Regions from separate parts of the Mus musculus genome. Here regions 1, 2, 3, 5 and 6 are each linked to region 4. Evidence: chromatin loops called from intact Hi-C (ENCODE). Cell type or tissue: left cerebral cortex. All regions are shown on one strand. Each heading gives the region's core, and the rest is flanking DNA. Links, peaks and the distances in the headings are about the cores only.

Evidence for each region. A loop is a pair of places that touch in the nucleus more often than their neighbours do. Peaks named below come from ENCODE experiments on the same cell type or tissue, not always from the same donor. Only the 100,000 strongest peaks of a DNase experiment are listed, where the experiment ranks them.
Region 1: a loop joins it to region 4, with 8 times the contacts of the local background. A loop is called at or near these places in 19 of 42 quality-filtered maps.
Region 2: it touches region 4 in a loop (5-fold over the local background); 19 of 42 quality-filtered maps call a loop at or near these places.
Region 3: a loop joins it to region 4, with 6 times the contacts of the local background. A loop is called at or near these places in 38 of 42 quality-filtered maps.
Region 5: it touches region 4 in a loop (2.9-fold over the local background); 16 of 42 quality-filtered maps call a loop at or near these places.
Region 6: a loop joins it to region 4, with 9 times the contacts of the local background. A loop is called at or near these places in 17 of 42 quality-filtered maps.

Annotation. Positions count from the first base shown.
Region 1 is chr6:126,954,405-126,958,404 of GRCm38, reverse strand. D6Wsu163e (DNA segment, Chr 6, Wayne State University 163, expressed) reads right to left here. Exons shown (of 14, transcript NM_138594.3): 7 at 3,564-3,670; 8 at 3,073-3,270; 9 at 2,428-2,556. Among named protein-coding and RNA genes, the nearest start is that of D6Wsu163e, 16 kb to the right of the region's middle. In left cerebral cortex, for the core only: a CTCF peak has its summit at 2,489 (motif pointing left); a DNase peak (open chromatin) is centred at 2,480.
Region 2 is chr6:126,946,917-126,950,916 of GRCm38, reverse strand. It overlaps D6Wsu163e (DNA segment, Chr 6, Wayne State University 163, expressed), which reads right to left. Exons shown (of 14, transcript NM_138594.3): 5 at 760-859; 6 at 521-642. Among named protein-coding and RNA genes, the nearest start is that of D6Wsu163e, 9.0 kb to the right of the region's middle. In left cerebral cortex, for the core only: CTCF peaks have their summits at 2,259 and 2,458 (motif pointing left); no DNase peak of the experiment used is centred there.
Region 3 is chr6:127,146,791-127,151,994 of GRCm38, reverse strand. It overlaps Ccnd2 (cyclin D2), which reads left to right and starts at 947. Exons shown (of 5, transcript NM_009829.3): 1 at 947-1,413; 2 at 3,116-3,331. The coding sequence starts at 1,222. It overlaps 9330179D12Rik (RIKEN cDNA 9330179D12 gene), which reads right to left and starts at 2,606. Exons shown (of 3, transcript NR_040274.1): 1 at 2,432-2,606. In left cerebral cortex, for the core only: CTCF peaks have their summits at 2,837 and 4,118 (motif pointing left); DNase peaks (open chromatin) are centred at 2,540, 2,826, 3,195, 4,117 and 3 more places; H3K4me3 peaks cover 2,666 bases; H3K27ac peaks cover 2,426 bases.
Region 4 is chr6:127,443,790-127,448,993 of GRCm38, reverse strand. It overlaps Gm34148 (a long non-coding RNA gene), which reads left to right and starts at 684. Exons shown (of 3, transcript XR_378051.2): 1 at 684-883; 2 at 992-1,049; 3 at 1,268-1,859. It also overlaps a transcript of Parp11 not described here. In left cerebral cortex, for the core only: a CTCF peak has its summit at 2,475 (motif pointing right); a DNase peak (open chromatin) is centred at 2,472; H3K4me3 peaks cover 318 bases.
Region 5 is chr6:127,356,690-127,361,893 of GRCm38, reverse strand. No RefSeq gene overlaps it. Among named protein-coding and RNA genes, the nearest start is that of Gm52919, 38 kb to the right of the region's middle. In left cerebral cortex, for the core only: a CTCF peak has its summit at 2,404 (motif pointing right); a DNase peak (open chromatin) is centred at 2,409.
Region 6 is chr6:127,322,234-127,327,437 of GRCm38, reverse strand. No RefSeq gene overlaps it. Among named protein-coding and RNA genes, the nearest start is that of Gm52919, 3.7 kb to the right of the region's middle. In left cerebral cortex, for the core only: a CTCF peak has its summit at 2,259 (motif pointing left); DNase peaks (open chromatin) are centred at 921, 1,313 and 2,252.

The DNA.
Region 1 (4,000 bases), core at 1-4,000, 490 kb after region 4:
TCGTGTGCAGATGAAGAAGACTCAGAAGTTTTTTCCCAAGACTTTCTATAACATACAAGTGCCTTTAAGAGGCTGAAGGAGGAGGATCACAAGTTCAAGGCTAGCCTAGGCTACACAGTGAGTTCTGGGAAGGCTGGGTACATACTGAGACCCCATCTTAAAACAACCAAACAAACAAAAAAAGAAAGTTGGTCTTTTACAAAGTGCCTTACTCTACTGCCTCATTCAAATCACAACACAGTTGCTTTCACAAGAACAAAATCCCAAGCCACATACGTGCCACCTTAAATGTAGGTGGTTTTCAAACTCCCTGTCGTGTACTGCACGCTATAGCTCACAGACGTAAAATCCTCCTCCCTTGCCCACACCCATGACCTCCACCTTCACACACTCTGTCACTACGACTGAGATTAAAAATCCTTGGACGGAGCTGAGGGAGCAAAGAGAAGGGAAAAGTGAGAAAATTATCTAACTAAAATGCATTAAACATTTTAAAACATATATGGGAACATATTTCTGACCACATCATCACTTGCTTGGGAGGTGGAGGAAGAGGATAACAGCATAAGAAGACACCGTGAACTACTCTACACAGTCCTCTGTTGGGATCACCTCTATACTGGTGTCCTGGTCCTGAAATGTAATGGTGCTCCAGCAGAGCCACAATTATTTATTGTTATTTATGTACTACTGCTTACAATTAAATATTGAAGAATAAATACCTACTCACGGGGGACTGACCCGCCCCAGGTACCTGCAATGCACTACTACACAACAGCAAAGGGCACGAAGGGGCTTCTGGACTGAGGGCCTGGCCTCCAGGGCAGGCCCTCAGTGCAATGCCTACGGAGCCACATGTATACAAAGTGTCACTGTGTAAGAAGGACAACTAGACACACATGCTTCTGTACATACAAACATATCTGGAAGGCACAGGCAGGCAGGATAGGAAGGAGGGGCAGCAGCCCCCTTCCATCTCAGTTTTCCCTTCTGTGGTCTCAGTTATCCACCATCAGCTGTGGTTCAGAAACATCAAACAACTCCAAAGATAACAGCTCACAAGTCTTCAATTGCATGCCAATCCAAGCAACAAGACGAAGTGTCACACCACCCTATTCTGTTCCATTCAGGACATAACTCATCCCTCTGACCAGTGGATTCACAGTGTGCATTGCTACCTGCTGGGTTTCACAGCTTGAGACCAGCGATGCTGACGATTCAGATGTGACAAAGAGAAGCCCGTTAAGTGAAAGGTGAAAACTGACAAGTTATGTACATGTAATAAAGACTAGGATGGATGCAAGTTCAGTACTGCCCGTGGACTGCAGCATCTCCTGGTGCTCCTGGAGCACCATCCAGAAGGAAGACTTACTGAGGACAGTCTGGAACCGTTGAACTAACAGAACAAAGTAACAGCTAACATGGGATGAGGAAGGGGAAAACACAGAGATATTGGTCAAGGGATATGAAGTTTGTTCTACAGGCTGAATAAGTTTCAGAGAGCTGATGCATAAAAATATGGCTATGACCCACTACATACGTGACCCTTATCAAGGCACAGCCCTGATGCTCTCACCACAGGGAGCCAAGGAGCAGCCTCTCGGGCGACAGACACTTTGCTTAGTTTGGGGTGATTAGTGTGGCTATGATTTGAAGACATAGCATCCTTCATTGGCTCATGATTTAAATGCTAGCTTCCCAATTGGTGGCACTCTTTTGGAAGGTTCTAGAATTTCAGAAGTTAGGGCAGGGTAGATGAAGTAGAAGTAATTATAAAGTATACTTCAGTACGTTTGAAAAATTTCCAACAAAATTCTAAGTAATTTGAAAGGACGTTGTATTGTAGATAAATACAGGGAAAAAGAGTCTTTTAACCACAACAGTCTCTCTCTCTCTCTCTCTCCCTCTCTCTCTCTCTCTGTCTCTCTCTCTCTAGAACAACTAAAACAGCCCTAAAGTCACAAAGCCAGAGATGGCTCAGGGCTGGGGTGCACGCCGTGGACCAGCACATGCGTGGCATGAGAAGGGGCTGCAGTCAATCCCTAGCACCAGACAAAAATATGAACACGGAAAACCTCGGGTTTGTTCCATTTTAACTGTGACTTTAATGCCCTTTATAGACATGGTCTAGCCATTAGAGACAGTGTGGTTCGAAAGCAAACTTTTCGAAAGCTCTTACTTAAGTATGGCAATGAAATTTTATCATGGTTTTTACTAAAGATCTTGAAAGAAAAATCAACTGAGAAAAAAAAGGAAGAAAGAAAGAGAGAAAGAAAGGAAAGGGAAAGAAAGAAAGAGAAAATTTGGGGGAAAACCCCTAGCTTCTGAAGATATTAAATTTTGGGTTTTTTGTAAGCCCCGCTGCTATGAACTCTGCGTGCTTTAGTGGTTGGTGTCTAGGGGCTTTAAGGATGCTGCATCACTGACCGCGGGCCTCTTTGCACTTGCTCTTGCGTTGGGTTCTCGCGTACAGCGCCACCTGCTGGACAACTTCCAGTTGTTCCTCAATCCGTGGGAAGTGGAAGTCCGTACATTCTTGGCAAACTGTGGCAAAATCTAAGGGATCCAAAGCATCATTCTAAGTGTAAACCATCAAAAATTTATCATTTACTTATAGAAAATGAGATCTAAGGGGGAGATGAAGTTTGTAAATATGATTTCTTGTTGTTTGTAATAACCGCACATTTGAATGTGTGGGTACAACAATTTCTCCCAACACTCCACTCTCAGAAGTACATTCTAATACACCTCCAAGTCATCTTTAAATAACACACACTATGGTTATAATCTATCCCCAGTGTCTGTAAACAATAAGAAGTGCTGGTTTTGTTTGACTTGGACGGCATGGGGGACACTGGGTAAGATCACTCAGCAGGCCCTGTTCTAAAATAAAAAATGTACTTATAGTTAGATTATTATTTTTACTTGTCTGTTACTCCACCACTTAGAAAGCAGAGGCAGGAGGACTGCTTTGAGTTCAAGATCAGGATGGGCTACAGTGTGAGACTCCTCTACAAAAATGGAATTACTGAGAGAAATGTGGTGAGATAGATCTGCATGGTACCTACTCACCTCTTTTGATGCCGCTATATGAATTAATTCGATTATCTACTAGCAAAACCAGGCCACAGAGAGACGTGGAGTAGAGGGACAGTGCTGTCTGCAGACGGTGGAGCTTCACGCCGCTCCCGTGAGTTCTCTTATGCTTACAGAAGTCCAGCATGTCTGCCCTCAGCAGCCGCAGGTTGTGCATGGTCTTCAACTGGGCTCCTAGGGGTGGACAGCACAGAGAGACACCGAGACAGCTACAGAAATCCTATAGTGGATGCAAACGTCTGTGACAAGACTGTGGGTAGATCCATGTCCCAAATAATAACTAAAAGTGGCTCTCCCGTCGCCCATGTTAATAGCCATTATAATTGATCTGCAAATATGTTAGCTAGAACATAAACTCTAGCCTTTGTGGAGCGGGTGGTGAGTTGGGGCCAGATACAGAGGGCAGGTCCTGCTCACTGCAGGACGTCCGCCCGAGGCTCCTTGTGCTGCTGAGGGAGCTCCCATACCCAGGTGAATGGTGAAGCTCTCCTCCAGCTTCCTCTGTTCCTCGTAGATCCTCCCAGCAGCGTCCGCAGACTCTCTGAACTGACTCGGCTGCACTTTAATCTCTTCACTGAAATTAATACAATTACGGTTATACCCATTGCACAGTCACCACAAGTTCTGTCAGAGAACAGTAAGCTCGCCACGAAACGAGAGAACTGAACAGCTGACACAGAGCTTAATTTCTCCCTAAAGTCATGTTAATCCACGGTGACAAGCAAGAGCACAGCAGCAGCGGCTCCCGAAAGCCCCACACGTCCTCTACTTCCTCCTCAGAGCAAGCAATGCGGATGATTCTCTTCAGTCATTACAATATCAACTAACACATCTCCACTTAGTATTTCCTAGTGGTTTAAAAATGATTCAGGGATTAGCTGAGGAACTAATATGTAATATCATT
Region 2 (4,000 bases), core at 1-4,000, 500 kb after region 4:
CAAGAGTAATACGCTGTAATGAAATGGAAGAAAAATGCCTGTAATTCTACCACTTAGGATGCTGAGGCTGGGGGATTTCCCCAGATTCAAGGCCAACCTAGGCTAAATGCCAAGTCTGAGATCCGCAGTGCTATATAATGAGACTCTGTCTCAAAAAACCTATAAGAAAGGGCTGGAGAGATGGCTCAATGGTTAAGAGCACTGGCTGCTCCTTCCAGGGGACCTGAGTTCAGTTTCCCAGCACCCACACCGTTGCTTACACCTGCCTGAACTCCAGCTTCAGCAGATCCAACAGCGCACCTCACAGACAAACGTGCAGGCAAGGTACCCATGCACACCAAGGAAACACAAATCAATCTTTAAAAATATAAAATCTTGGATTTATATACTTGGATTTATTATACTTTAAAATATAAAATCTTGGATTTTCATTGCCAAACATATCTAGCCAACAAGGCTCAGCTTTAGAGTAAACATCAGTAGTGACAGGAGCGCCCTCCCCCACCCCCGCAGTCAGTACCTGAGGGAGCTGTTGTTGGGGTTTTTTAGGTCCTGATGAAGCTTTATCACCCATTCCTGATATTCTTGCTTCTGGATAGCTGTAGACTGTTTCAGTTCATTTGACCATTTATTCTCTAAGTCCTAAAGTGAGGGAGGGAGGGGGAGGGGGGAGGGGGAGGGAGAACCAAGCAGTCATTTTTTCACGAGAAAGAGAAAACGTGAGTGCAAATGTAAAGCCGCACACCTCATCTCACTTACTTGCTGGGATTCAAAGTGCTGGGCAGCCAGTGAATTCACATCTTGATCTGTGAGCGATTTCCCCAGCTCCTGCATCACCTTTTCCATTTCAATACCTTGTCTAAAACACAAATTAACAAATAAGATATATTCACCACACGTTTAGGGCATACAGCCACGAGTGAAAACATAATTTTTAATTTTATGAAGGATAACATATCTGAGATTTAATACTCCATCTTGAAAATGCTCCCAGTCCTCATAAAAGAGTATGTGAGCACTGACAGCTATGACTTCAAGTACCAAGCGTGCCTCACGTGCAGCCAGATCATCACGCTGAGCTTCATCTATAGCTGGAAACAGATGAAATCCAGCAAGCTTTCATGGCTGTTCAGTAGTTCCAACCCCTTCTCATCTAGTTCCTCAAAAAGAGCTCCGTCAGCAGCCCAAGCAGATTTCCCAGGCGAGTGGATATGAACTGACAGGAGCTCAATGCTGGAAGCTAGTCTACTACACCCAGAAACTACTGATTACGGTTGAAAAGATACACAGTAAGTCACACAGTTACTTTAAGAAGCAATGTAAACTACAACCTGATGGTGTAGCCTGGGGCTACTCCTTCTATTCACCCAGAGAAACCATGGACAGAATGGGCTTCCCTACAGGAGAAGTCAATCAGCGATGGTGGAGTCCAGACAGAAGTCATTTAGGGAGACCAGGAGGGCACTAGGGAGGCTTCGGTATTGCTGGAAAACATCCATTTCTTGATTGGGTGGTGGCTACAAGGGTTGGCTTGCTCTGTGAAATTTTACTGAGCCGTACTTCTATGATATATTGTCTGTTCTGAGTGCATTAATACATTTGTTCATTAAAATCTCAAATTAAAAAGTATCTTTTAATACAAATGCATCCAAAATGTATTCTAAATGATATTTTGAGGGACTGAGAGATAGTTTGGTTGGATCTTACAGGAAAGCTAAGAGTGGGAGCACATCTGGACCCCAGTCTCAAAAAGCAGAGACAGGCAGGGCCCTGGAGGGCACTGTTCAGACACCCAAGCCAAACACACACACAAGCTCCAAGTTCACTGAAAAACCTGTCTCAAAAAAGATGGTGGACAGAGACTGAGGAAGACACTCAGTACTGACCTGGGCTTCACATACATTAGATACACACACACACACACACACACACACACACACACACACACACCACCCACCTACATACATGAAAACACCCACACGACTATATACATATTCCACACATACACAAATAAGTAAACATATAAATTTAAATATATATAATAAACAAAATGGAACGGTTTTACTGTTATTGAGTTAAGTAAACTGTTCTTAAAACTGAGTTTATACTTATTCAAACACTTAAGTAGGATGGATGTGATGAGTGATACACATGAGCACTTTGACATCTTCTGAAGTAAACACTCTGTGTGACGTAGCTCCCACTGTACTATACACAATGCAATGGCCCCATAAGCTTTTTTGCTTGATTTGGTTTCTGAGACAGGGTTTCACGACACAGCCGCGTCTGGCCTTGTACTTCTGCCTCATGAGAACTGGGATCACTGCTGTGCACCACCACTGCTGGTCACTAATGTTTCAGAAAGTACTAAGTGTCCAGTGAATAGGATGCTTGTAAGTAAGAGTCATTTAGAAACAAAAATATCTACATATCTGCATTAATATTTTACAAGTACTCCCTCTAGTGGATAAAAAATGCTATTACCATTCCTTCTAATGTTTAAAGAACTATCTAAAATGTGGTTTCATTAAAGCAGGATATTTTTCACTAAAAAAAGACAAAAAGAATTCAACAAATAAAATTTCATGAACATTTACATCATTCTGAATGTATCTAAAATGCAGCTAATCACATAATTACTTTTAAAGCTATTGCCTAGATTAAGTTCAAAAGAGAGCCTATTCTATTTCAAATAACATGTTAACTACACACTGGCTCAGAATACCAGGCACAACAACTCTGCAACCTGAACGTCAAGTGATAAAATGATATAACTTTTCCTAAAACAAACAAACAAACAAACAAAGCCAAAAAACCACAGGAGAAAAAAATCATCAGGTTCCAGAGAGGGTGAATAATTAGTGAGTTACTTCATTGTCTGTGGTAGAGTAGGAACTGTTTCAAAGAATAATAAATAAACCGAATAGGAATCACCTCCGATTCAGAAAAGAGGGCAGCCCAACCATAGGTGGCCAGACAGGATCTCTGCAGGAGGAGCAGGCAGGGGTTAAAGAAGTCCTGGGCTTGGTGGAAGCACTAGCCAGGAACACATAGGAGGCAGAAAGGAACTGAGCAACACAGGTAGCCCTTGGGACTCACAGGGACTTCCAGGCAGAGCATTTGCACACAACCTATTTGCACGATCCAGCTTGTTATAACTGATCTCTGGAGCACTTCTGATGACTAGGGCAACCATGTAACTAGTTGTTATACTGCATTGTTAGCAATAACTAGGAGAGAAAGGCTGAGAATGTTCAGAGTAGGTATAACTCTTTTCCCCTCGTGTTGTTGATTGACAGTTGGCTGAATCCTTAGACACAAGGCTCAAGGTCTGGGTTCATTGTTCAGCATCATGAAAGAAATGAAATCCATCTATGATTTTTTATATTTTAATTTTTATTAACCATAATAACTTAAAAATAAAGCAAATTATTCACACACTGTTAGTCTTAATGTTTTTTTATGTGAGGCTAATGAGAAACAAGAGCACATGGCATCTCATCTAAGTTGACTTCCTTGGTATTAACCTTAATTCACCCACAAAAAAATCAAGTATTAGTTGCTCTTAACAAGCTTCCACAACAAAAACATCATACAAGTAATATTAAAATCCATCTCAATGGTATGTATACCCATACTCTTAAACAAATGCTTTTAAACTAATAAAGGACCTGCTAAGTCAAATGGACTGTCTGTCTAGCAGGACGGCCTTTGCATCACACCAACAGAACCGGAGGGAGGGACCTGACAAGTCACACTTCACATCAAAGGAGCCGCAGCTTTCTCCTTACTCTGACGAAGCCCTCTTTGCCTGCTGTCTTAGGTAGACTCTATGGAAGGAATTCAAAGCTGATCAAAAGTCCCTGGGAGGATTCTAGGGTTCTTTTTATTTTCTTCCTGATGCAAGATGTTTGTAAGAGAACTGAAAGATACTGTGGCTTAGAGGAAGCCCACCCACAAGAGGTTCGAAGCAGGTACAGAGCAAGGAGGAAGGGCTAAT
Region 3 (5,204 bases), core at 751-4,750, 300 kb after region 4:
GGTGGCCTTGCTGGCGCAGGGAGAGCCAAACCTAAACCCTCCCTCTCCCCCTCCCTGGCCCCTCCCGAGCCATTTCCTAGAAAGCTGTATCAATGTGGCCACGCTCCGCGCAGACACCTAGGGCGGCTTGTCAGCAGATGCAGGGGCGAGGAAGCGGGTTTTTCCTGCGTGGCCGAGGCCCGCGGAGGAACCGCTGCTAGCCCTGCCCCCGGTCTGGGGCCGCTCTGAGAGGCTGGCCGCGTTGCCCAATGGCGCCCCCAAGAACAGAAAGGTTTCTGCAGGAGGGTCATATTCTACTAGGCTTAAGAAGCACCCCTTTCTCCAACATCCACCCCTTCCTCCTCTTCCTCTCCACGCACGTGGCTCGGGGCGGACAACAGCTTGAAAGTTATCAGGAGTCTAAGCTTGAGGGGCATAACCTTTATCCCTGGTTTGGCGAGGTTGCAATTTTCTCAAATAAGCCTTTCCTTGTTCCTCATTTAGGGGTCTACTTCTAAGTTATCTGAACTCATCCACATGGTAAATCTATCTACCTGAATCTTGAATAATGGGCTGTTTTTCTGATCACATTGCAAGCCTCCGAAGTTAGAGAGCACACACGTACACACCCTTTATGCCCCCATGGTATGCCTACAGAATGTCAGAAAGGATAATCAATAGGAATCCATGGGGTTTGTGGGTTCCCCTATCCGAGGCCCCTAGCATGCGGGGCTGGATGGGGAGAGGGCCTCGGAGAAGTAGGGAGAGGGGTTGGGGGTGGGGAGCGGGGATCGTGTTTGAAGTTTGGTCAGGCCAGCTGCTGTGCTCCTTAATAACAAGAGGGAAGGGGGGGGGGAGAGGGAGGGAAAGATTGAAAGGAGGGGAGGGACGCTAGAGGAGGGGAGGAAAGGGGGAGGAGGAACCTGAGAGGGGGAGGAGATCTAACTGCCCTTCCAGCTTGCGTCACTGCCTGAGCGAGAGAGGAGAGCGAGCTGAGGAGAGCCGGGCAGTTCGGAGGGAAGGACCGGTGCGAGTCAGGCGGCCCTTGAGGCTCCGCTCGCCCACCTTCCACTCTTCTCTCTCTCTCTCCCTCTCTCTCTTTGCCATTTCTTTCCTCTCCCAAATCTCCCATTCAGCCAAAGGAAGGAGGTAAGGGAAGCACTCCCCGACCCCCCCGCACCTCCAAAAAATAATAATAATAAAAAAAATTTACAGTCGGGACCGAGTGGTGGCCGGCTGGCTATGGAGCTGCTGTGCTGCGAGGTGGACCCGGTCCGCAGGGCCGTGCCGGACCGCAACCTGCTGGAAGACCGCGTTCTGCAGAACCTGTTGACCATCGAGGAGCGCTACCTCCCGCAGTGTTCCTATTTCAAGTGCGTGCAGAAGGACATCCAACCGTACATGCGCAGGATGGTGGCCACCTGGATGCTAGAGGTAGGTGTGCGGGCGACGCTCTCAGGGAGAGGCAAGCCCAGCCGCTCCATCCCTACCTCCAACACGCAGAGATCCTAAAAACTGCGGGAGAACTACCCCTGCGCTGGCCTCCCCCGCTCGTGCGCGAGGTAGCCCCGCACCCTTGGGCGAGACGCTAATTCTGTCCCTTGCTAGATTAACTAGTGGAGGAAAACTTGGGTGAGTGAGGATGTCCTCCCCCCCCCGGGGGGTTGGCATCCCGCGCGTGTGCCTGCATGTGGCTTCCTCGTCTTCCCATCTCCATTTCTGACCTGTGGTGTGGAAGCAACCCCGGCTGCCTTCAGTGAGGCCCCAGAGGGTGTTGCGACCTAACAATCCATACCAACATATAAAGAGCCCCCCCCCGCCCCCGACTCTCAGGGTTGGGGCAAACCGTCTGAGCCTTAGGACTCCGCGTTGGCACTTTGGCAGGAGGTGGGGGTGGGGGAGAAACAGGGAATTCAGGAGAGCCCCGGAAGTCATACTGAAAAAAACGTGCGTTTAGGGCAATCTGAAAGAACCGCTGCTTTAGCCTTGCTTGCAATCTTTGCCGAGAGAGCAGGGTGCCCACGTATGCACAGCTCTGGACCTGCCGTGGTTTCGCCATGTTGCTTTGCAAACTCCATTTACAAGGACTGGCAACATTCGCCGGCGCCCCCACCCCCTCTCAGCACCCCATGATCCTGGGCACCCTCTTTCTGATCGTGCCCTCTTCCCCAGCCCTCGGTTCACCAAGGTTACTTACAGTTTGGCTGCTTCTTGAGCGCGCAGATTTGGGTGGGGTAGGAAGCGGGGGAGGAGGTGTGTAGAGCAGGCTAGGGGGCACCCCCAAATGAGAGGTCAGAGTCCCGCATGCCTCCTGGAGGGGGGTTCCCTGGTTTCGTCTCACCCAACCCCCAGCAGGCACAGCCTTCCTAGCTACTGCCCTTGTGGGCCGCAGCCGAACACTCCGCAAGTTTCCCCCACTGAGATCTAGAGCCCCTGGGGTGGAGATACCGACCTTACGGACACCCGAAACCTCTTTTCCAGGGAGCCTGGGACCTCTCTGGGGTTTTCAGGCCCACAGAGCGTTTCTAGGATTTTCCCTCGATTTTTAATAATTTTTTGAAACTGCTCCCCCCTGCTCCGACTCCAACTGCGGCGGCCGGCCGAGGCGCGCTTCCTCCTCCTCCCTCCCCCTCTCTCCTCCACCCACCCACCGAACAGCGGCCCCTGGACCGCCGAGACCACCCTGGACATTTTTTTCAATTGTCGGGAATGGTAGAATAGGATCTGAGGATCCGAACGAGACCAAGAAGTAGACTTTCGGAGCTTCCAGAATATTTTTATTGATTTTTTGAAAAGATGACGAAATCCAAAAAAGAGTGAGTTGGTGTGCTGAGAAGTGAGCCAGAGGGAACGGCAGGCGGCGGCGGCTCTGGGCTTTGCCTTGGGGTTTGTGGAGGTTTTAGTTCATCACCTTTTTCAGCTTTGCGGGAATACCCGAACCCCAGGAGCCCTTCGGATTTACCCCACCGTTCTCATCTCTATTCTTACTATCCTTTCTACTCTCCTCCCCCTCCCCACACACACATAAAAAATTCTTTTTGTTATCTCAGATTATGCTTTTATTTTTCTTTTCCCTCTGTTTCTGATACTAATTTTTCCCTATCCCCCTCGGACCCTACCCCACTCTTGATTGTAGGTCTGTGAGGAACAAAAGTGTGAAGAAGAGGTCTTTCCTCTGGCCATGAATTACCTGGACCGTTTCTTGGCTGGAGTCCCGACTCCTAAGACCCATCTTCAGCTCCTGGGTGCAGTGTGCATGTTCCTAGCTTCCAAGCTGAAAGAGACCATCCCGCTGACTGCGGAAAAGCTGTGCATTTACACCGACAACTCTGTGAAGCCCCAGGAGCTGCTGGTAATGCCGCCCTCCCTGCTCCTGACTCTGCCCTTCCCCATCACACTAAGGCCGCCACACTAACCAAGACTGTAAGAAAAAAAAAAAAGATGTCCTTTAGTAGGAGAGAGCTAGTCTTCCCACATCAGGGAGTGAGCAAAGCTATCAGTGCCTCATGGAAATTCATGAGGGTGAAATTCTGTTGTGTGTGTGGGTGGGGGGGGGGCATAAATAGAATATTCTAGTTAATGATGTTATAATTAAGGTCCAGATTTCCACTGAACCCTGAGAACACGGTCTGATTTCTCACATTCTAGTTTGTGTTGTTTCCCAAGACCCTGGAGGTGTAACAGGTAATGTCTTAAAGACCAATAAAGTCTCATGGACAAACATAGTAGCTGATCACTAAGTACCAACAAAGCACTAAGTATGAACATATTAACTTGGATGCAAAATCAACATCTGCCTTTCTATTGGTGGATCTGAAGCATGAGAGTTCAGCTCCAAAAGGCACAGTGACCTGGATACAGTCCCCAGGGGGTCCTGTCTTGGTTTTCTCCCAACCATCTACCTTTTTTTTTCTCATGCACTTCCCCCTACCCCCATGTTAATGCCACACACTGAAGGTTCTGCAGCTCTCTTTTACAGTGGTTTGCACACCTTGCACTGGTGAAAGAAGACCACCCCCTCTATCGACTCCCTCCCCCTTGCTGCCATTGCCTGGGCCTGCTTAATCTCCTGGGCAAAGACTGGCTTCTTGAACTGAGCCCTTTGTGAGGAGCCGTCCTTTCTGGGTCTGTGCTGCCACCTAGTGGCAGACATGTGCAAGGCTGGGGGAGGAATTGCCTAGAACGCAAAGAGGGGCCTGAATGACTTCACCTTTGAAACACTGCCAGATTTCAGCTGCTTCTGGTTTGGTGTAAGAGGCCCCTAAAGGTGCTTTCTTCTGGAAGATCTGCTTCTTTCAATAATGGTGCCAGAGGACGAGTTTGTGCTCACATTGCCCTGGAAGAAGGAAGGGTTTGGGATTCAAGCCATTTCTGATTTTTACGTAGTTAAGGAATTTTTTTTTTTTTATCCTAACTTCCTGCAAAAAACCCAGGCAGACTTGAAAGCTTGTGGGGAGGAAAAAAAAATAAGATTAGAATTGGAGGCCAGCTTGTCTATTCAAAAAGAAAAAAACAAAACAAAACAAAACATGAAAAAGAATCTTCTATGTGTCTGGTGTGCTGGAGGACTGGAGGTATTTTTCAAGACACCCTAATTTTTCCAGGACCGGCAAAGCTAACTCAATTCTCCAAATAAAGTGTGCCAGCTTCCCATCTCCTCCCATCCATAAGTTATGCACCCTAGAAGAACCTTCCTATTTTACACGTGAGGGGAGCTTGCTCCAGGAAACACCATAGCTGGTCCAGCTGACAGGGGCTTTATAGCCGGTCCCCAAGTTTAGCAGATGGAGCCAGGTGAACTGAAGAGTCAGTCACTGCCCGGCAGTAGTAGCATCCTGCGCTTTTGAATCCTACTGATTGACCAGGATCATTTCCTTTTGTTTGCACCCCCCCCCCCAACGAAACCAAAACAAACAAAAATTGGGACCTTTGCATAATTTCAAGCTAGCCTCAAACTTCTAGCCTTAAAGAGGTAGAATCCCAGACATGCACTTCCAGGTGTGCATCTCTTTGGGGTATTATTATATTTAGTCCAGTTCATTTGAACATTATTCCCCATGTTTATTTTACAAAAGGAGAGGCACAAAGTAGCCTACTAGTGGGGTGCAGTGGAGCCCCCTAAAAGAGACCGTTACAGCCCAGTACATGGGCTGACCCTGTTTAAGCACCTCCACATTGCCCCAAATCATAGTGTGCAAAATGGAGTCACAAGTGACCACCTCAGG
Region 4 (5,204 bases), core at 736-4,735:
GGAGTGAATGATTTAATAGAGATCTTAACAATGTGTTCCAAGCAGGGGAGGCAGTCAATGCAAAACTCCTACACAGCAACAATGCAGAGAGAGAGGAGAAAGAGGAGAGAGAGAGAGAGAGAGAGAGAGAGAGAGAGAGAGAGAGAGAGAGAGAGAGAGAGAGAGAGAGAGTATCCATGAATTTATGCCTGTATATATGGGCAAGGCCCAACAATCTCATGAAATAGCACCTGTTCTTCTTGCAAGGGAACCAAGGTACAAAAAAGTTATTGTGCTCAAGTGCAAGGAAGCTTAACCTTGGCAATTCACTCCAGAGCCCCAAACTCTTGGTACTTCACTCCAGGGTCCTTACATGAGTTCTCAGTGTGATTTTAAGCCACCCTCTTCTGACTATTCAACCCCAAATGGATTCAGGTATCCTCCCAAGAATGGCATGTGCTATTCTTTCTTAAAGAAAACCGTGCCGCTTGCTGTGGTACTGCCTATGACCCTTACCCTAGCTCTTTGCTCCTCTTCCTGACTCTCAACTCCAGAGGCACCCGTTCCTGCTAGCTAGTCCTTAGTGGCCAAGGTCTCCGTTTGCCAAGTCAAGCACACGTCTGTGGGAGGAGTTTTGGCCTCCCCACCACCACCACCCGTCAATGGGGTTGGTGGGGGTGCCTCTGTTGGTTAATAATGCCAACAGGTCAGAGGCAAGAAAGCATGACCTGCATTTAAGACTGTATCTTCCAGTTACCCCTACTATAAAGGATATCGCAAGGAGGGGTGCAGTGCCTCCGCCCCAGCTTTTGGCTTTCAGTGCTCTTTAACCTTTTCTCTCAAGGCTGAGTACCTTCACTCTAGAAGTTAGCAAACTGAGCACTGTGAACGAGCATGTTGTAAGGTGAGTGAGATATCCATCAAAAAATCTGAACAGTTTCTTTTTAAAAGCCAGAATCTTGTTTCTTCTCCTCCTACTCGTCCTTCCTCTGGTTCTCTTCTTCCTTCTCAGGGCTTCCAGAAGTCCAAAGCCCCACTCTGAAAACTGCCCACGATTTCTCAGAACCCAGGTACTTTGCCCATAGTTACAACTCTGTGTTGACCTTAGTGTTGTTAGCATTGTGCTGGTGGGTGGGGATAGGAGTTTTTTCATTATGCTTTCAGTTCCCATTTTCTCTGTTAGAAAAACTATCTAACCTTTCATGTTTAAATAAACCTGTTTTTTTTTTAACGACACAAAAGGCCACATTCACTTCCTACTTTGAAGCTCTTTCTTTCCTGTGACTAGGTGCTTCAGGGGAAGTGAAGGAAAAAGGTGGGATGCATTGTTAGTGAATAAAAAGAGCCAGGAGCCTCCAGCAGTTCGGGCCTGCCCAACAGCATGATATCCAGCCAACCCAATTCTACTTTGGAGCCTCCATCTCTGTCTAAAATGAATGGTTTGGTCTTGACCGTCATCAAGATTACTGGCAATTCCTTAAGTCTGTAGTAAGATACAATCAGATGTGAGGCTCAGACACATCCTTACCAAGGCTCCCATAGGTGTGCAAAAGTCCTTATCCTTGTCTTTGAGGAGTTTTCCACAGACAGAAGACTCAAATGTTCCCACACAAATGGCTTACAAAGGCACAAGCCAAACAAGACAGAAGACAAGAAGCTGTAGGAATGAATGGGCAGATCTCTGGTCCAGACCAACATAGCGTGGTGCAAATAGTGACCTGGAGACTCTTACCCCACCACCTGCTGGATCCTTTGGGCCAGGTCACCATAACATACCTCAAGGATGGCCCCAACTCACATAGAAAGGATCTTGGAAGTCACCCCATGGCCCACCTAAGTGTAAGTTTTAGCATAACTCCTAATATATTATTTCTAATAAACGAGTCTTGACATTATTCCAGACCCTGAATAGAACCAAAGCTGCAACAGAACGGCATATAACAGTGTACCCTGCAAAAGCCAATAAAGTGTATATGATTTGGAATCTTTTGGCAAGGCATTGGAACAAGACCTACCTGACAACCAGTTCTCAAAAAGCGATGTGCTGAGGGATAACCCAAACCCTTAGCCTCTCTCTACTGTAGAGTATTTGATGCAGCTTGTGGTCTCATCCTTGCATCGGCTCCAATCTTGCCCTGCAGGGCAATGTCTGAGTTCTTCCAAAGGTCTCTAGTCACACTTTCCTGTCTGAACATGCCACGGGTTCCAAGAAATCGAAACTAAAAGGAAAAAAAAAATCTGCTATGATCTCTCACACTGAATGCTTTCATTTCCACTCATCTGGAGGGTGTTTCCCATCGCTCTAGTTATCTGGTCTTCTACTCAGAGAGAGGACAAACAGCATCCATGTTTGGAAAAGGACGTTGTACACGTCTTGCCTAGATGACTTAGGGCATACAATATTTCATTTGTAGTTTCTTTCTATCTGCATTTTCACTGGGTACAGAGTGGGTCTCCTTTGCTCCGTGGCTGGAAAGCTCGCTAATTTCCAACACAAGATGGCGCTAGCACACAGGCAACAGTTTTCCTGATAGGAGGAAGAGGAGGAAGAAGAGGAGGCCAAGCCACAGGCACAAACTTTCTAATAAGCCAGAGAATTCCTGCAGTTTTGGATGGACAGGCCTAGCTTTTGTGAAGGTCATGTCCAAAGGACCCTGCTGTCCATGTTGCTTTATCCAGGATGGTGGGAATAATAATTCTAATGTGTACTTAAGAGTAAAGCTTTAACAACTTAAACTAGAAGTCCCTTAAAAACAGTTAGGTGATCAGAAACAATCTGTCAAAATCAGAGGTAGGTGGTCAGGAGCATTTGCTGGGCTACTATGAGCAAAGGTGATGAGTCTTGTATTCTGACATAGGATGTCAATAGACTCGGGTAGTAAGATTACTTTAATGTACAATGGAATTGTTTGGAGGTTCTTTGATAGATGGTTCACTGTTTGATCTATGACCGCCAACCAAGGTCTGATACCCTAACATCTGAGGACAAATCTGGGATTAGAAAGGAGTTTGCCAGTCCTCAGTCTCCTTCCCTGAACCTACGTGAAACTCCTCATTACAAGTCTCCCCCACCACCACCACAATTCAATCTGTTTAAACTCTTTCAGACATGAAAACTGCCCACTCGGAGAAGCAAGTAGTCCACTGAGTTTCTAGATGTCTCCAAGAGCTAGAATGTTCTTCCTTAGAACCAAAGTGTTACAGCCTTGCCAACATTTTATGTTTCTATGACTGGGGCCAAACTATGATTAGCTTTCATAAGATTATGCCACACTGATTTTTCTTTGGAACTGTTGGTCAACTAAAACTCCGATGTCATTCATGTGACTGTCCTGACAAGAACTGTTCCCATTGTTGTATATGAAATCCACTGAAAGTGTGTGTGTCTTTGTGTGTGTGTGTGTGTGTGTGTGTGCGCGCGCGCGTGCGCGCGCGTGTGCATGAGTGCATTCGCACACATGTGCAAGTGTGAAATGTCCATTGTGGGTGAGTGTGCGTGTGTGTGGAGCTAGAGGTCAGTACTGGGTATATTCCTCTATTGTTCTCTAGTTTATTTTTTGGGAACAGGGTTTCTTATGAAGCCTGGAGTTCACAGATTCAGCTATGTTGGCTGGCCAGTGAGCTTCAGAGTCACCATCTTCTGCCTCCGAGGGCTTGGGTTACGACCTGTGCCACCATTCAAGTGCTGGGGAGCCACACTCAGAGTCTCATCCTTACACAGTATGCCTTTTCCCCACTCAGTCGTTTCGAAACCCAGACGATTCACTTCAAAAACCAAAATACAGGAGTTAAGCCTGATGTTATCGTAAGGTTTTAAGTTGTGGAACTTACTGAGAACTGTGTGGTCCTGTGTCAGCTCCCAGATATTCTGGGATACAAAAGTCTGTTCTTTCCCTCACACACCTGCCCTGTTTGTGATCTTGAACAAAAGACTTAATTAACTTCAAGCTTTCCCTAAAGTGGAGAGAGTTAATATTGCTCCCTTCTTGGTAGGTTGGTTACAAGTTATATGTGATAATTATTTAGAAAAAAAATCTATTTCCCACAATTCATAGCACCTAATAAGTGATCGATATAACCATTTGTTACTGTTATTAGTTATTTGCTTAGCCCTCATGGTGGCCGTTCTCCTTTGTGCCATAAGAAAATCTAATAATTGTCTTCTCTAAAACAAAAAAATATATATATATTCATTCTCCTGAAAGCATCAAAGAGAATTCACGCTCCCACCAGCTCCCCTTCAGGCTGCTCCACACGCTAATCAGCACTCTGCAGGTGTAAGTCCCAACCCAGCCTTGCCTGTCCCCATGGCCAGCAGCCAGTTCCTGTCTTATCACACTGCAATTATGATGGGTCTTGCCAAAGGCCAGGCTGAAAGCAAGGATAGTTTTGATGTCTCTTCTCTCTACCACTCTAATATCCCTATCAAAAAAGGAATAAATGAAGACATGTTTTGTTTCAAAGATTTGGGGTTGGCTCGGAGTGATCTCTGCTTTTCTAAAGACGTACACTTAATGATCTGTTCACTTGATGGGTTAAAAGTGGTGAAATTGTGGGTTATTTCCCCTTCGTTTCTATTATTATAATAATGTTTGTGGAGTAAATAGCTTTTTAAAATTCTGTTCTAGAATTCTGCCAGGAGTAATTGTTGGGCTGACTGGCTTATAGTTTTTATAATATGCCCCTTCCCCCCTTTTGAAAACGGGGACAACTTTGTCCTTCTCTTGTCTGCTAACAGTCCCCCATTCTCCATGCTTTTTCAAAGGTTATTGACAATGGTTCTGGGAGTTCTTTGAACAACCTGGGACGTGATTTGTCTAAGTCTGGAGATTTGAATTTATTAAGTGGGGGGGGGGGGGTGAAAAGCCCGCCACACTGGTTTCCAGGCTGGCTCTGCCATTTGCTAGCCCAGGGAGCACAGGCAGCTTTTGATTTTGTTTTAGTCTGCTTTGGCCCCATCTGTGAACTAAGGCTTTTGGAGCAGATGAGGTGGAAGGTCATATCAAGGTCTAATGGCTTCCATGTCCTGAGTCAGCAAACAGTTTCCTACTAGCTTTTCTTACTTATCTTGGCTCTCAATGTCCTCTCAATAGATTTTTTTTTCTCTCCTCTTTTATTCTGAGCACCCATTATTTTACAGTCATTCGTTTATTTATTTTGTACTTGTATGTGTGTGTGTGCTAACATGCCACACAGCAAGGCTGTGGAGGTCGGATGACAACTTG
Region 5 (5,204 bases), core at 565-4,564, 87 kb after region 4:
GAGTGTCGGGGGACAGAGCTTGGCTTTCTGGTACAGCTAGCTGTGCAACACTTGTGGGTCTCGAGTCTTCGCTGATCTTTGCTTCCCTGAGAGAGGCACAGCCAACAACTTCTCCTGGTGTCCCTCCAGGTCCCTCCTGCTGACTGGAGCAGAGGCTGTCTCTGTTAGGTGACACAACCTAATCTGTTGCTGACTAGATTCGATCAAACTGGACTGCTGGTGTATCCGTGAAGTGTTTGCAAGTAGGTCGAGCTATGGCTGCCTGCTGACCTGTGAACTGAACTGCTGATTTCCAGACAGCACAGATGGGAGTTGCTCCAAAGAACCTTTCAAAACAGGTCCACTTCTCCCAGATCCTTTCTTTTCCACCACCTCTGGGGGTGATGGGCTAAAAGGTAGTTAAAGCATTTAAGAACCATCATTAAAAATAAGGTTTGAAAAATTAAAGTTACATATCTGTAGCAGTGTGGTTGCAGGGGCACTCCACCATGCCTGGCGTTTTCATGCTTCTGACAGATCCAAATTCAGTTCCTCATGCTTGCATATCGAGCACTTCAACCCACTGAAGCATCTCTCCAGTCCAACCCTGTCTTTTGTGTTAATGGACATGGTCCCCACAGGGGGAAGCTCTCACCTTTTCTATCACCTCCTAGATCTTGTCTAGGAGAGAGAATGAACATTGCCCTCACCAGAAAACACACAGGAAAAGGTGACAGCCAGCATTTCTTACAAGCAGATCTGACTCCCGTGACAGTGGTTTCAAACCACTGACACCTCTGCCTTGATCCTCGGGGCTGAGAAGCCTCCCAGGCGGCTGCAGCAGCAGCGGTGATGGCTGCTGCTGCTGCTGCTCCTGCTGCTGCTCCTGCTGCTCCTGCTGCTCCTGCTGCTCCTGCTGCTCCTGCTGCTCCTGTTGCTCCTGCTGCTGCTGCTGCTGCTGCTGCTGCTGCTGCTGCTGCTGCTGCTGCTGCTGCTGTTGTTGTTGTTGTTGTTGTTGTTGGAGATGGAGACTCACATAACCCAGGCTGGCTTAGATCCACCCATGTGTCAGAGGATGACCTTAGACTGTTGATAACGCCTACCTCCCAGCCGCTGGATAATAAGCACAATGACCCACCTGTGACATGATTTGAAACAGTATAAATAGTGATGAAGGCTGGGAAGGAGGAGGGGGAGGAAGAAGAAGAAGAGGAAGAGGAGGAAGAGGAGGAAGAAGAAGGCAACAAAAATATTTAACTAATAGAAATAAACCTGGCCCATCCATAAGACACTAGTGAAGTAAACTGTGATGTCGTTACATCATGGAAATGAGTAGTTTTGAAGTGTATTGATGTGGGAAAGTTATCCTGCATGTATTTTCCTGGGGCAGGGGAGGTTTTAGAACAGAATACAGAGCATGCTTCCTTTTAGCCTAAAGGGGAAAAAATCAACACTGATGTACATTTGCATGTTCATGTTTGTAGAAATGCCGAGATAAAGAGCGGAAAGTTCTAACCATGATTGGCTCCTGCAGGGGAAAGAAGAGGCATAAGAAAGGCTGTAGATAATGCAACAAGATTGATGGACGTTTACTTGAAGCCATTTTATTGTTTTAGTTGTTGACCCGTGTGAATTGCGTTACCTAATCCAAAATCGTTGTTGGAGATGTGTACTTTGTCTAATTAGATTAAGGAATGGCAATAGATAGATAGATAGATAGATAGATAGATAGATAGATAGATAGATAGATAGATAGATAGATAGATGCCTCCAGTGTCAGAAGTTCTGGATAGATCCATGTACGTTTAGATGCCTAGAACAGCTCAAAGATAAACAAAGCCTGCAGAGAATGTTGGGGTAGGGGGTTGAAGGGAAGACCCCTGATCGTGTTCCCCAGAACCAGCAGCCAGGATGGACTCTTGGGCCAAGAGGTAGACAGCCTCCATAACTTAAGGATCGGTGGGAGCTGTCAGATGGGTTTCCCATCTGGAACTGGGCATCTCGCAATTCTGATTTGTGTGGTTGCAACCGAACTGGCGGATTCCGTGAAAAGCAGCCCAGCTCGTACTGAACAGAAAGGAGGGATCCTGTTTGCTATGTTCTGAGAGTCCTGAGTTACGGGCAGGCAGGAGAGTCTTAAGCTGCACTCTGCGAGTATGGGGCTATGACTCAGGCGTTAACACTGGCTAGGAGGAAGTCTGTGGCCCTCACTACTGAGACATGGAGCAGAAAGGCTTCCTTCAGTGGAGTATGTGTGGCTGGCTGCCCACTTCGCCTGCAGCCTGGGGAATGAGTGAGCACACGGCTCACCTGAAACCAAGGAGTGGCCCTTTATCATGAAGCTGTTCCAAAAGCTGTTTGCCTGAGTCTTCAAACCAGTTTCCAAGCAAAGGAAAACTCAGGGGCCAACATGGTGAGGACGCTGCTACCAGCAGAGGGCAGTGACGTCCTGTCATTTACTGTCCAATGGCCATAAATTAATCTTTGGGTTTTTTTAAAAAATCATATGCATACTTCCTTAGTTCATCTGTCTAAGCTACCTTTTTCCTGTAGTTCCCTTCAAGATAGAATGACCTATCTCTGGTCAGTTTCTACACTTCAGTGATGGACAGTTGAGGTCACAGTCCTTGGTCACAAAGTGCCCACCCCCCTCATTTGGCTAAACCCACTGTGTGCTGGAATGAACTTGAATTCTACATGGTAATTCCTTCTTAATAACTTTCAAAGACCATGGGATTGTTTCCTGGGAAAAGGAGAGCCGGGCGCCTTCCCTCTCCCCTCTCAGGGCCTATGACCTCTCTTTATCTCCCCAACAGAACCATATCTAATTGTGAGAAGAGGCCAGGCTCAGGAAACCTGGGCTCCTCTGGGCAGAGAGCAGGCGGGACACACACCGGCCTGAGAGACACTGCTCAGGGTTCAAAGGAGCGGCTGTCAATACCACCACAGTGAGGGTAACCCACTGACTGACTGAGAGTGAACCTGTGAGGGAAATCCATTGACTGACCAAGAGGGGGCCTGCATCCATTATTGTCATGGTCTGTGTTTTGGTTTTGTTTTGTTTTGTTTTGTTTTTCATCTCCCTGGAGCCCCTGATACCCCAGGGCCTGTATTCTGAGTCTTTTTTTAAAAGATTTATTTCTTTATTATATGTAAGTACACTGTAGCTATCTTCAGACGTTCCAGAAGAGGGCGTCAGATCTCATTACGGGTGGTTGTGAGCCACCATGTGGTTGCTGGGATTTGAACTCAGGACCTTTGGAAGAGCAGTCAGTGCTCTTACCTGCTGAGCCATCTCGCCAGCCCTGTATTCTGAGTCTTGATGGTTGAGTTTTCCTGTATTCCTCTCTTCAAAAATTCTAAGAGATAAAACTCTTTGCTCCCAGAATAATAGTTTCCTATCAACCTTGGGGAAGCCCTTTGTCTCTGAGGTTTTCTGACCCTCACACATTTTATCTGATAAGTAAGATTCACTGACTGGCCACTTTCAATGCTGATATGTCAAGCCCTTGGAATATAGAGGGGAATGCCTGCAGAGAAGGCTCACTAGTAGGCACAACAACAAATTGATGTGGCCTGGGGCACTAGCTGATCATAAGTGACTCTCCCTCAACCCCCAAGGCAACACACATTCCTGAAAGTCAGCGTTACTAAAGTCAGTTTGGGCCACCTGGGGCAGAGTATATCATGAAGTATCTTGCAGACATAAAGAGGGGTTAGAACAGAAAAAAATATATCAAAACACCCAAACAAGGGCCCATGCATGTCGCACACAGCAAGGACATGGAGTTCTTTGGAGAGTTTAAGATAGGCTTCCTGGTGGGAGGTCCCCCAAAGTGCTCACTACTTGTGCGCTTGGCTTGCTGCAGAGATGAAAGGGTAGACTTTGGAGAGGTGCAGGTTGGGGCTGTTTGGTGTTTGGAATTCATTTTCCTCAGTTATAGCAAATACCCACAGCCCTGTAGATACACCCTGAGCATAAAGAGACCACAAAGCAAGCATTGCTGCCCCACGATGACATCTCTCATCTTCCTGGTTCTAAGCTATGCTTTCCTGCATAATTACTGGGAATCCACATGCCTTTGAGGGCCTGGGGGTTATGAGTAGCCTGGAGAGGCTGAAAGGGCACGCAGCCCGCATGCTCATGCGTGTGGCTGATGCAAATCCCTGCCCCCAAAGACATTTTAGAAATCTTTTAAGGCCAACTTGATGGTGGAGCCACTCCTCCTAGGTAAGAGATGACTGAAAAGAATGGTGTCTGGTATCAGATGCTGTACATAAAGAATCAAACGCTGTACATAAAGATCGTCTAAGCCGTAGCATCATGGCAACCCAGGATACTTAGGAGGCAGGAATGATTTCTGTTCTTTTTCTAGTGTGAAACAAGATAGATAGAAATGTCACGGCCTTGAGCATGTCGATGCTAACTGATTAAGTCATGCAGGAGCTGTTGAATGTGTGTGTTGTACACAGCCGTGCTTGTTGCAGTAGTGTGTGGAAGGCACGTGTATTCTAGGTACATTTTTGACTTTCGGTGTAAATCAAAATATTAATGTTGGTCTGTCAGATTTGTGTGGACCAAAAGGTTGGAAACCTTTGATGATGATTTGGGCTTGTGAGAGATGAACCCCATATTAATGCCGGCTGTTAATAAGCTAGCAGATATAACCTGAGATACATTGGCTAAGCCAGATATCAGACTCTTCATGGAAACCCAGCAGCATCCAAACTGCATAAGTTCTATGAGCCATGTCACCTGCCCAGTTCTCTCTAAATTAAGAGCTCCGGTCATTCGAACTTTCTCCTGCAGTAAGCAGAAATTGCCCTGGGGTGTAGGGGGTTAATAAGGGATGGATGGCTGGCAAGGCACACATTTCTTCTGTGCTCTTCTCCGTGGAGGCTCCAGGAATGAGACTTGTCCCTCTCCTTTCCAAACACATCCATCCTGCCTAATCCCACCTACAGGCCAAGTTGATGGAGGTGGCAAGCAAGGGATGCCATTCACCTAAGACACAGAGAGGGGGAAGCCAAGTGCCCAGGTCCATACAGGCTAGCAGAGGCACGGCCTCAGCCAGCCCTGGAACCCATGGGCTCCGTATTTTGCTTCTAGACATGTTTGTGCTTCCTCCCATGTTTGCTCAATGGTAGGAATGTTTCAGCAGAAACCAGAGAGCTGGCTGCTCTGGAGCTCACCTGTTGCTTTGGAATGTATTTATTTATACCCG
Region 6 (5,204 bases), core at 747-4,746, 120 kb after region 4:
TGCCTAAAAATTGTCGGAAGCCTTTGCATATCTTTCAGGCTGAATCAGGAAGGATGGGTAGAGAGGAAACTATAGGAGGGTCATGCAAACAAGGCAGGGGACTTGGTCTCCTCCAGTGTCTGCGGCAGCCCCACACAGCCCTAGAGCGATCTGTGACACTGTAAGTTAAATATGATAGTCGTTTCCTACTAACCTGGCAGAACATAATGCTATTACTGTGGTCCAAATGTTAGGGTAGTGTGCTCATGGACTGCTAAGCATCATCCTGATGGATATGGGAGTAGCCATCCCTGCAGGTTGAGTACAGAGAGCCTTACATTCAAAGCCCAGAAAAAGGCTATTGTGTAACCTCTTATGACCAGTGTTGCCAGTGCCCTAACAGAGTTACCTCTAGGGGAGCTTTAGGGAAAACTGCAGATACTTCTTGCTCCAATGCAAACACAACTCTCCTGCTGGCTTCAGAAAAACTGGAGAGTGTCTGGCTACCACCTGCCCAGCCACATCCCTGGTGATTTAAAACTGTCTTTAAGAGTTTCCATTTGCCTTTCCTGGTAGCTTTAAATGCAACTGAAGCCTGTTTACTTGTCAGGCATAAGATGTTTGATTGGGGTTAGGTAAAGTCCTGGGGGGCTGGGGGGAGTGGCATGAGTTCCACCAGGGGAAGATTTCTTACAGTGAAGGAGTGTGTGCAGGTTGAAGAAAGGACATGGACAAGGTAGAGAAGAGAGAACACTTAGGCTCCAAAGAAAGGCGATGTGGGACAACATGGTTCAGATTGCTTCATTTGTAAGGTAACTGACACGTTTGATTCACATTGAGCACACCCACATTCTCCTTGCCTATCTATGCCCACACCCAGCCCCATGTATATAGTACAGATAGCTCCCAGTTCAGTTTACATAACCAGGGGCACAGCCTACAGCTACACCCCCAGAGCAAACATACCCACGCCTGCTCTTTGGACTCCACGGAAGTATACATCCTTCCTATAGGGGCTGGGATTTCTCCAGTTCTTTTGATTTTGACTGGTTCCTTGCCCATAAGATAAAGAGCAACTCACACAGTGAATAACGCTGTGTGGCAAAGCCCTGAGCTAGGCATCGTGCAGAGTCAACAAATTCTGATAATATTATCACTGTTTGTAGCTAAGACCTTGAGACAAGGATATGCATGTCCAAGTTCCTGTAGACTGTGATGCCACGCTCCATCTCTAAGACACCCCACTTTCTCCAGTTCCCCTCAGGAGCTGCTTTCCAGGAGAGCTTGGCATACCATCTGTGCCTCCTCCCATTCTGTCTCATGAACATCCTGGTCCATCTACTGCAGAAACCCGGGCTAGATCTTCCCTTAAGCGTCCCACTCACCATTTCTGTCTGGACTGGAGATGTGAGCTGACTCATTTCTCCATGCATTTTTTCGAGACTGTACTTCTTCAGTCACTCATACAATGTCAAGTTTTACTACTGTTTCCCCCAGGAGACTCATTTCTACTTGTTGGGGTGAGGTTGAAGATTTCAAATCTGTCTTCCTGCAGATGTTTCAAGGCAGGCCTGACAGCATCCTTAATCCTCTTGTCTCCAGACTGAGCATGCTCAGTTTGGTATTTGGGTTGGTACTACCAGTCATATTAGTGTCATTTGTAAGTCACATGTGAGTGAAGGGCAGAACTGTGAGCATTGGCTATTTGCCAACTCAACCCCCTTCAACATTAGCGAGTTTCATATTCAACCTGTGAGCTGAAAACGCTTCCGTTTTACAAAAGGAGAAAAAAAGAAAAAAGAAACTTGTGAGGTGTAGAGCTTAGGCCAAGGTTAGAATGAGCAGAAATGGTACATTAACCTTTTATCAGACAGACATATTCTGTTCTCCTGGAATGTCACCAGGGCGTTGACAATAGTGAACCTAAGGTACAGGCATGTCATCTCTAATAAAACATGATTTTATCTCTACGGTCTCTTGTCTTGTTTGCTAGAAACATCTCCCTCTCCCATCTCCCTCTCCCTCTCCTTTCCCTGATTGTATATAGACTGTAAGAACATAGGGCAGCTTTCCCATTTTAGAAAGGGAAACAGAGCAAAGAGGTTGATGGCGTCTGTGTATATTCACCCAGGGTCACAGCATTACAAGTCGAGATAGACTATCAGAATCCCCACAAAGGCAAAGACTGCTGATCTTACAGGTTTATGCATGGGGTGGAAAATATGGAATCATTTGTCTCTTTTCCATAATATTTTTGGAATACAGGAGCCCTCTGGTGGCCAAAACAGTAGCAGGAAGGTGTCCTTGGGAACTTAAGTTCTCCAGAGTTGATGATCAGCCTGAGGATGAGCCGAGCCTTCCTGCAGGGCTTCCCTTCCCCACCCAACCTCTTTCTTCCCATGAAGGCGCCATGAGTTTTGAAGACTCCATGCGTTTTGAAGACTCCTTGTTTTGTCTTTGCTGGATTTCCCCTCTGTGCCTTCCCCTCCATCCCCAGCTGGCCCTCCTGTTTCCCCTGAGATCTCTCCTTCTCATCATCTTTGGCCTCAGGCAACCCTCCCTGAAATGGAGCCAGGTCCTTTGTGGCAGATGCTGAGTGACAGCTTCAGCAGCTGCTTCAGTCGTGTGGAATTCAGACCCCCTTTTGGGTGTTTAGAAGCTGTGGATGGGTTAAGCAATGATGCCTGTTGATAAGCAAGCAAGGGCAGCATCTTGCTAGACTATGGTCTCCCAGAATCCAGCTTGTGGAAAAAAACATGAGCTCCTACACATTACCTCGTTCCTGGGGTTGGCCCCGTGCCCAGATGGGGCTCCTTTAGGTTTCTGGGGGTATCCTTACATTGCACAGATGCCTGCTTACATCTTTATAATCTGCAAAGAATGTTTTGTCTTCTGTAAGGTCATGCCACACAACAATCAGCAGCAAATAAAGATGTACACACTAGCCATTGCAAATCTTCGTCATTGAGAAAGGACCCATCGGTCCAGAGGCAGAAGGCCACTGTGGTCCAGAAGCCGCTGGTGTATCAGTAGACTGCAGTGAATCAAACAAGGGAGGCAAGCCAAGATGGGTCAAGGACGAGGGGCAGACATTTTGGCTAAGATTTTAGATATGAATACCTTGGCTTCAAGTATAAGAAGCTAACGGGGCAATATCACACTTAGACTGCACTTTGGACCATTGAGAAAAAGGCATTCTATAAAATGAACGGGTGACTTTATTACATTATAGTGCTGAACAATTAGTGGCCTAATCACTGAGTGCTCTGGTGAAATCACCTGGGGGGCAATCAGAACAGCTTTCCCAGGATCCTGAGTATGTTGTAAAAGTGGAGGAGCAATGTTCATGGAGAGGGTGGCCAGATTCCATTGGGTGTTCCTCTGTAAATGTGGTCCAACGTATAGGGCCCAATGCACTAGAGGACTTTGACAGTGGTAGCAAAATACAGTTGGGTTTCCGTTTCCATTATTGCCCCCAAAAGATGCCTTTGATGGAGCTGGGTGGAGTTTTTCTTTTTGAGACAAGGTCTCACTGCATGGTTTTGGCTATGCTGGGGATTGCTATGTAGATCACATTGGCCTCAAACTCACAGAGCTGCATCTGTCTCTGCATTCAGCAGACTGGGATGAAAAGCATATGCCACCATGCCCAGGCCAGATTTCACACTTGGGGAGAGGACAGTGTAGCTGCATGTGCTTGGAGACCTACAGGTGGGGTGTGTGTGTGTATGTGTGTGTGTGTGGCCTTTGAGGATGCCCACAAGTGGAAGTCAGAGAACAACTTTGTGGATCTGTTTCTCTTGCCACATTTAAGTAGGTTGTGGGAATCAAACTCAGGTCCTCAGACTTGGCAGCAAGTGCCTTTACCGGTTGAGTTATCTTATAGGGCCTGGGTTTTTACTCTTTATCACACTAAGAAACCACATATACCTAGACTCTAGTCTCCCATGTCACTTACGGCATTCTCTGTAGCTTTATCATTCTACCAAGAACCCTCATGGTAGATGTTTTGGACCCCATGACAGAGCTGCATGCCCCATTACTTCCATAACGATGCCCTCCTCCAAAATCACTGTAAGAGCCCTTGCCTGTGGGTCCCTGAGTGCTCAGCAAGACCTTGGCCTTGAAAGCAGATGAGTGTATGCTTGTGTGTGCATGTGTGTGCATGTGCATGCATGTGCGAGTGAAGACAGGAGAATCTGTGTGTGGGTTTGTTATCCCAGCCTCTGCTTGGAGGAAATCTGATGGCACTTCAGGAGTGAGAGGCACCACGAAGAAGTTAAGGGCCTTCTCTGGGATGCATTCTCTACCTCTCCTCACAAGGCATTATGGGAAACTCACCATGCCCCTGGACCTGGAGGAGGAAAACAGGCAGCTGCACACTTCGTCTTTTGCTCAAAACTCAAGGTTGAGCAGAACTGTGAAGACCTGTTGGAAACTGGTCCTCACTTCGTGAGGATTGGGAGACTCTTCTCACAAAGCTCTTCTGTGAAGATGACTATGACAACATGGAGAAAAGGCTGGGAAACTGGGCACCAAGTAGAGCTTTCTGTGAAAGGTTAAGATTCCTCAGCTGTTACAAGCATCAGCGGAAAGAAGCAGCTGGCCAATCTCGGCTTTCCTCTCACAGATGTTTTAAGTGGGTCATAACTCCCTGTCTGTTCTCTGGTCCCATAGTGTTTCTAGTGCATACAGCTTAGTATGCCAGCACCTTTTCTCCTAACCAAGCGGGAGCATCGCTTTGCTAGAGGTTGCCAGTGTAGGCTTTGGAGGCAGGAGACTGGTTGAGTCTTTAACTGAGATAACTGCTAGAGAGGCTGCCTGGGCTTGATTGACGTGGAGTTATCAATGGAAAGCGGCTCACGTTGTTTCTGATAACCAAGGCCCAGCATAAAGGAGTTATCTTTGCCAGACCTGCAAGGTGGGAAGTCTTGGCAACAGCTCTGGGCGAAACCAGGAACAAGATGACGCCAAGTGCTGGTTTCTCATGAGGGGGTGCATATCAGAGGAGCATGGCCTTTGGGTGGTGTTTGGCATAAAATGGAAAGAACTGTGTCCTACTCAGAGGAATGTGGAAAGGATGGAGGAGGTGGTCCTAGTAAGCAGTACGGTGGGGAAGGGAGTTCATGGGGGTTCCATCAACACTGGAGAGACACAGTTGTAGAGTAAAGAAATGCAAATCACCTGAAAGCTCTAGTTCTCCTCCTCCTCCTCCTCCTCCTCCT